Regions from separate parts of the Homo sapiens genome. Here region 2 is linked to region 1. A link is a contact called in ENCODE Hi-C or POLR2A ChIA-PET data. All regions are on one chromosome and are shown on one strand. Each heading gives the region's core, a stretch centred on a gene start or an enhancer-like site at or near the end of the contact. The rest is flanking DNA. Distances are from core to core; before and after follow the strand shown. Region 1 overlaps PKNOX2 (PBX/knotted 1 homeobox 2). Region 2 overlaps PKNOX2 (PBX/knotted 1 homeobox 2).

Region 1 (3,610 bases), core at 312-2,811:
AGTTCTGTGTGTAAAGCACTGGGCACAATGCCAGGCACACAAGTGACCCCCAGTAAGCACTGGCCATTATTATACTGAATGAATTAGAGGAAATAGCTGAGGTCCTGGGCTGCCGTAGGAGCATCCAAGACTTCCTTGAGGATGCAGGGCTGCGGAGCCCTGTGGGTATGCAGAGGAGACCAGCCCTGACTCTGGGGACAGTTGATGAAGGGGCTTCACCTTCCAGTTGGAGAATTTGGGGTTGGTGTCATGGTCAGCTCGTCGTGAATCACCAAAGAGAGGCACCTGGGGGATTTCAGTGATCTCAGAGCACCTGCAGTGCGGTGCCCTCACTGCGACATCACTTGCTCGCAACGTCACCATGGCCAGTTTGGATCTGCTCTGGGTCCTGGGCGGCAGCAGATGGGTTGGGAGCCAGGGTGGGTCAGGGAGGGGAGACCTTGCTCAGAAGTCCATCTGCATCTTAATGGTGGGGAAGACTCAGAGCTCGCGTCCAGATGGCCCGGCAGTTTCTCCTCCTGGGAGCATGCTGCTTCCCCGCATGCTTTTGCTCCTCTGGTGTGCTCTGCATGTCAGGGGCCAAATGGGCAGGATCCATCACTGACCTGCAGTCAGTGGGGAGGGGACAAGGCTTCGTACTTCAGCTCCCCGAGAGCCGGGCTAGATGCCCACAGCTGGGAGCAGAGGAGGCAGTGCAGCCCCCAGCTCTGGCTGTGCTGCAGAGAGTAGGGGCCATCCCAGAAACTCTCACCTTGCCTACTGCTTCCCCAGCCCTGCCCTGCCCTGCCCTGCCCCCGAGAGGACAAAAAACCTGGCAGAGATGTTCCGATGAGGATGCTCCTTGGACCCAGCCCCGGGGCAGCCCTGGCTGGACACTGGATTACCCCTGAGCAGCAGCCTCCTTAAGGGAAAAGGAGACTATTCCTTTCCTGACTTTGGGTCAGGAAAGAGAGTTGGGGAAAGGAATTTCCATGCAGCAGAAGCCCCAGGCAGGCTGGGTTCTGGCCAGAGGCTCTCACTGCTCCCCTTTGTGGCCAGCAAGTCACACCCCTCTGGTCTTCCCAACCAGGAGCCGGACAGAGTCCTCTCTAAGGCCCTCTCCGGCCCTTGGTTCTACCACAGGGTGGGCTGCAGTTACCCTCTGGCTGAAGCCTGCTCAGAGGGAGGCAGGAGGTTCACATGGGCCCACCCCTGCTCTCCACAGCATCCCCCTCTCCCCACCTCCTTCCTTTTCTCCTCCCTAGTAGGATAGATGGAGGCAGTGTGGAGAAATCCGAATAACTAATCAGAGTCCTCATTAACCCCCTGCCAGGATGCTCAAACATTCACTTTACTGTTTGTGAAGCAGGAAAAAAAAAAAAAAAAAAAAAAAAACACCTCTCTCTGCATTAAAATTGATGCGTTATTAATCCTTGTGCTCCCAAACTGGTGGGCGGCTCTGCCTCCTGCCCGAGGCCCAGCCCATGGGGTCTGCTACCTTGGACCACTTGGACTTTCTATTATTTATTGGCCCAGTGCAGAGAGGCCTTCTCACAGGGAGTGGGCTTGGTGCCAGCACAGAGGCAGCTGTTTTGTTTTCTCCCTGGCCTGGCCGGTGGGAGGCCTTTGCTCAACCCCACCCCAGGGTGCAGCTGGCAGACTGCCTTGCAGGGCTGGGAGGGCTGAGTGCATGGCAGCTAATGGTGTGTCTCTCACCAGATCTGAGGGCGTAGTGACCCGCTCCATGCTTCAGATGAGCCAGCCTGGGAGTGGGCAGCTTCTCAGTCCAGTGGTGGCTGGGCTAGAAAAGCCTTAGTGTTTGGCTCAAGTGCTGACTCTTTCTGCACACCCGAGACCACAGTGCCCCCATGGCCTCCCCAGTGCCACCCCCTACCCGAGGCTTAAAGCTGTCCTCTGGCTCTACACTACAAGCAGGTACCCTCACATTTACACCCCCTGTGTAAGAGCAGGAGTCCACAAATATTTATCTTGTGCCTGACCTTGTAGCAGGAGCTGTGAGGATTCAAGGACATGTAAGGCACAGTCTCTGTCCTCAAGGAGGCTGCGCTGGAGTGGAGGCAAAGATGTCCATACGTAAGAGGACACCATGACAACAGCAAGGGAAGGATGGAGGACGGACCCAGGGAGTGCAAAAGGCTCCTTTGCGTTCTCATGGAGCCCACGATGGTGTGCGAAGGACGCATGGAGGGAATGAGACCCACTGTGAACCCCTCATTCCCAGCCAGTTGCTACTGACTCACCCCTCTTTAGTGGTCGTCCATCCACCTGCCCCAATATGGACTTATCCGCATCTGTTGCCTGTCTTGACCTGAGAACCTCCATCCAGTGCCGGGGCCTGTGTGAACTCTCTTATGTGGCCTTCTATGCACTGGGCCCCTAAAGACAGCTTTGCATGGAGAAGAAGCTGAAAGTGCAGGATAAGAAGAAAGAGGAATTTAATCCCTAGCTTCATCTTGAATTTCACTTACTGCATCGAGAAATGATCAGAGGTAGCCTTCCCAATCTTTGACTCGGTTCCTGAGGATGATCATTCCATTACAGGCATAAACTGGGAGACATCGCAGGTTGGATTCCAGACCACCACAATAAAGACAATATGGCAATAAAGCAAGTCACATGAATCTTTTGGTTTCCCAGGGCATATAAAAGTTATGTTTACACTATACTGTAGTCTATTAAGTGTGGAATAGCATTATGCCTTAAAAAACAACATACATACCTAATTTAAAAATACTTTATTGCTTAAAAAATGCTTATGATAATCTGAGCCTTCAGCAAGTCATAATTTTTTGCTGCTGGAGGGTTTTGCCTCAGTGTTGATGGCTGCTGGCTGATTAGGAGTTTAGTTGCTGAAGGATGGGGTGGCTGTGGCAATTTCTTAAAATAAGACAACAATGAAGTTTGCTGTATTGACAGACTCACCGTCTCACAAAAGATTTCTCTGTAGCATGTGATGTTGTTTGATAGCATTTTACCCACAGTAGAACTTTTTTCAAACTTGGAGTCAATTCTCTCTAACTTTGCTGCTGCTTAATCAACCTAGTGTATGTGATATTCTAAATCCCTTGTTGTCAACAATGTGCACAGTATCTTCACCAGGAGGAGATTCCATCTCAGAAAACTGCATTCTTTGTTCATCCATAAGAAGCAATTTCTTATTCATTCAAGTTTGACCATGAGATTGCAGCAGTTCAGTCACATCTTCAGGCTCCACTTCTCATTCTAGTTCTCTTGCTATTTCCACCACACCTGCAGCTATTCCTCCCACTGAAATCTTGAACCCCTCAAAGTCATCTATGAGGCTTGAAATCAACTTCTTCTAAATCCCTGTTAATGTTGATATTTTGACCTCCTCCCATGAATCATGAATGCTCTTAATGGCACTAGAATGGTGAATCCTTTCCAGAAAGTTTTTAATTTTCTTTTCTCAGATCCACCAGAGGAATTGCTATCTATGGCAGCAAGAGCCTTAACAAAATGTACTCTTAAATAATAAGACATGAAAGTCAAAAGTATTCCTTGATCTGTGGGCTGCAGAATGGATGTTGTGTTAGCAGGCACTAAAACTACATTAATCTCCTTGTACATCTCCATCAGAGCTCTTGGGTAA
Region 2 (3,675 bases), core at 508-3,007, 89 kb after region 1:
ACTGTATGTTCTGTGCTAGGTCCTGTGAGAACAGACACAAGCCATTGTCCAAGAGGAGCTCCCAGTCTCAGGGAGAGAGAGCCATGAGTCACAATGAGGATCTAGATAAATCATGTCAGCCGTGAAATGCTCAGGGTCAAGAGTACAGAGGAAAGGAGCAGCCAAAGAGATGGGGAGAGGAGCTGCAGGCAGGGATTCTGGATTGGGTGATCCACATGTGTGGCTTGAGGTTGCCCCAGTCTCAACTCAGCATCCTTCATCCTTCCTCAGAGGGGGACCAAGTCCCAGACCCAGCCCTCACACCTTCATGGCCAGTTTGTTCCTGCTCCACAATAGGATAAACAAACCTCAGTACAGAGTGGAGAGGACAACAGGAGGATTTTGCCCATTGTGATTGGAGAAGTTACAGATTCATTGGCCTTGGGAGGGCTTCCTCTGGGAGGTGGCATTTCAGGCAGGCTTGGTGAGAGTTGGTAGCCTATTTGGCAACCTTTATAAAGGTGAGTGTTTCCAATGTAGCAAGAAGTCTGAAAGAAGGCGAGAAACAGAGAGAGCCAATCAGAATCCCTAGAGAGGAGATGGGGTGAAGGGGGCTCATTCATTCACGCATCCTGCATCCATTCAGGCACCTCTGGAGCCTACTGAGTTCTGGGGATATAAAAAATGGATGCGACACAGTCCCAGGTCTCCAAGTGTAATGATGGAGTACCTTGAAGCCAAATGTGTGGGAGTTCTGTTTTGGGGCTAATAGTGGTGGCCGACTGCTAAAGACTTTAAAGGTAGTGGAGAATGTAGGCAACAGGGTCAGGGCTGGAGACACGCTGGAGACAAATCAATTGAGCAGCCACATCTTGTATTGGTCCAAGAAGAGCTGGCAGAAGGAGGGGAGACGGTGAACATTTATTGAGCTCCCCTCTGTCTCAAACATGGTGTGTACTAGGTGCTTTCCACAGATTATCTAATTTACTCTTCATGACAGGCTGCAAGGTACACATGATTTTCTCCATTTTACATCCAAGAAAAGAGAAGCTGAGAGAAGTGAAGACCCTGGCTCAAAGTCACACACCTAGCAAGTGCTGGAGTCCGGGATGGGCTACTCCAGAGCCCATGTTCTTCTTGCTACATGGGGATATGTTTTTGTGACACATGGGGAGAAGAATCAGGGGTCCTGGGACCTGGGTGGAGAGTGATGACCCTACCTAGCTATTGGTCAGTGGGGTAGGGACTACAGAGGAAGAAGCCAATTGCTACGAAGCAAGAATTTGGATTTGCTAGTAGACTGGAAGTAGGGAAATGAGAGGTACAAAGTTGAGGACATTCTGAGATGCTAGGCCCAGCTGCCAGATGCGACTCTGCAGCTCTGCGCCTCCCCAGCAGAATAGGAAGGGGGCTAATCAATGCATCCCCACCTGAGAAGGGTGGCACTTGCCTATTGACCTCTAAGGAATTTTGGATTTTCCAGATTGGCAGGGGGCGGAAGGGGTAGGGGGCCATCACCTCAGCCAGGACCCTAGAGGTTCTGCCCAGTGGCTAAGCATCCTGAGGACAGGACCAGGGAGAAGACTGGATGGGGCTGGGGTAGGGGGCAATCTACCCTGGAAAGATCACTACTTAGATGGACAGGGGGCATCCCTAGACTGAAGTGGAATAAAATGAGCCACACTGCCTGTCACAGGCATTAAAGCTGTCTCTTCTGCCGGTTCCTCACCCCCAGCCCTGCAGCCGTGGAGCCCAGAGACCAGAGGGTGGCCTTTGCCGCCAGGCTAGTGAAACCTGAGCGCTTCTCCCGCCTGAGAAGGAATGTTCCTTAAGAGCAGCAGCTGCTGCTTGTCCCCACAGGCCAGAACTGCCTTTCCCTTGAGACCAAGGCCCCCAACAGGAGTGGAACAAGAACAGGATTAGGTGGCTTGTTTACATGTGCTTGGCTTTCCCGAGTTTGGGAATCTGGCTTTTCTTGGTCTAAGACAGGGCCCTGGCTCTGCCAGAACGGAGGGATGCTGCCGGGAAGGGGTGTCTGGGGACAGGGACAACCTCTCCACCCTCCTAAGGCACATTTGCGCGGGCACACACACAAACACACACATCACACACACACAAACACACACACACCACCACACACAGGAATACACCCACAGCCTTAGGCCAAAGTCAGACCACACATGTATCTCGCATGTACCATGCACTTAACATTGCGCTAAGCAGTTTCGGGGAATTCAGAGAAAGACCCCTCTTTCCCTCAAAAAGCCTGCCACCAAGCTAGGGAAAGACGACGCCTGCATTAGAGAGAACCATTCTGTTGTGTCCAGTATGTAAGGCAGATGGGAGGCTTTGAAGAGTCCAGAGGACGGGCCGCGGCTGTGCCCTGGAGAGGTCAGGACAAGCTTTCCAGCAGAAAGGAGACATTCAGAACCGACCCCCACCCGCCCCGAGCCCAGGCAGGGGAGCCGCCAGCACGCGCCTTCTGGGAGGCTTTGGTGAGTGTGGTCTGAGCCGGTGGATCAGCAGAGACCTCTAGTGGCCGGGGGGAGGATGGCAGGTGGCTGGGGCTGGCTCCGCACTGCACCCCACTCCGGCCACCGACTCACCGTCACCCACCCTCCCACACAATCCTTAGGAAATGGCATGGGCTCTTTTACAGTCCTCAGCTGGAAGGATCTTTGCCAGGCCATCCCGTTCATTCCCCTGTTTCACAGGCATCCAAGTAAGATAAAAATTCCACCTATTTCAAAACAGCTTAAACAGAAACTTTTCTGTCATTTATCTCCTTCACTCCTTCATGTCTTTGTCCCATTCTGGTTTCTTCCAGGAATTCCTTCCTTGAGTGGAAATGAAGTCTTCCTTGAGTTTCCCAGGGCAGTTCAAGCCCTTTCCCTATTAAAAATGAAGCACGGTGGCTCACAGGGACAGACAGCTCTTCCTGGGCTGACGTGAGACCGCTGTGCATTCATGTGGGCCCCTGCACCCCCCACTTCCAAAAGTCATTCCACAGCTTCTCATCGTTTCTTAGTAAGGCCTTCCTTTGGAACAAGTCATCTTTCTGCTGTTCCAAATGCAATTTGGAGTAAAACTCCCCTGGGGACCACTGAGGTCTGTGAAGAATGAGTGGCAGTCGCAGTTCCAGGGTGTTGCAGCTGGCCCAGAGGATGGTGCTCGGGAGGCACCAGTTCTCTGCCATTCCAAACCCAAAGCCCTGCCTTGCTCTGCCCCTCCTGAGAGGCTCCTGCTTCTGAGTCTCAATCAACAGCACACAAGGAACAGGAGTGGGGCCGCTTCCAGGGGTGCCCATGGAGCCCGGCGTGTTGGTTTTCATCTGATTCCCAGGCCTCAGGCAGTTTCCAGAGGCTTGGGGACACCACGGCTGTCTTCCTAGTGGAACAAAACGAACAGAATTCTTGGGCTGGATAACCAGCTGTCATCCCCAGGTTCCTGGATAATTCCAGCAGGGATGTGAGGCTCTGGGTGCTGAAAAAAGTAACTAGAACCGTACCAAACACTCTTCTCACTTCCATCTGGGTGCTAAGGAGCCTAGAGGGGAGCAACTCTGTGTCTAGACACAGTGGCATCTACCTGGGTTTGGAGTCTGATAAGCCCTGAGGGGAAGCTGTCAAAAAGCTAATAATACTGTGTGCTTAGCCAACATGTGCTCCCCACGGGGTTTCCACCGCTGCTCTGGAA

Evidence for each region. A loop is a pair of places that touch in the nucleus more often than their neighbours do. ChIA-PET counts read pairs that join two places held with the same protein, here RNA polymerase II (POLR2A). Pooled maps may share reads with other maps.
Region 2: a loop to region 1 is called in a pooled map, with 2.1 times the contacts of the local background. The contact joins two enhancer-like sites. A Hi-C loop is called at or near these places in 3 of 50 pooled maps. POLR2A ChIA-PET finds 5 or more read pairs at or near these places in 2 of 52 experiments (GM12878 and RWPE1).

Annotation. Positions count from the first base shown.
Region 1 is chr11:125,313,955-125,317,564 of GRCh38, forward strand. All of the region lies in intron 2 of PKNOX2 (PBX/knotted 1 homeobox 2), which reads left to right. Among named protein-coding and RNA genes, the nearest start is that of PKNOX2-AS1, 49 kb to the left of the region's middle. Within about 2 kb of position 1,562, at least 6 of the 41 ENCODE cell types and tissues checked have a DNase peak (open chromatin) inside an H3K27ac peak, as active enhancers do.
Region 2 is chr11:125,402,539-125,406,213 of GRCh38, forward strand. All of the region lies in intron 7 of PKNOX2 (PBX/knotted 1 homeobox 2), which reads left to right. Among named protein-coding and RNA genes, the nearest start is that of FEZ1, 92 kb to the right of the region's middle. Within about 2 kb of position 1,758, at least 5 of the 41 ENCODE cell types and tissues checked have a DNase peak (open chromatin) inside an H3K27ac peak, as active enhancers do.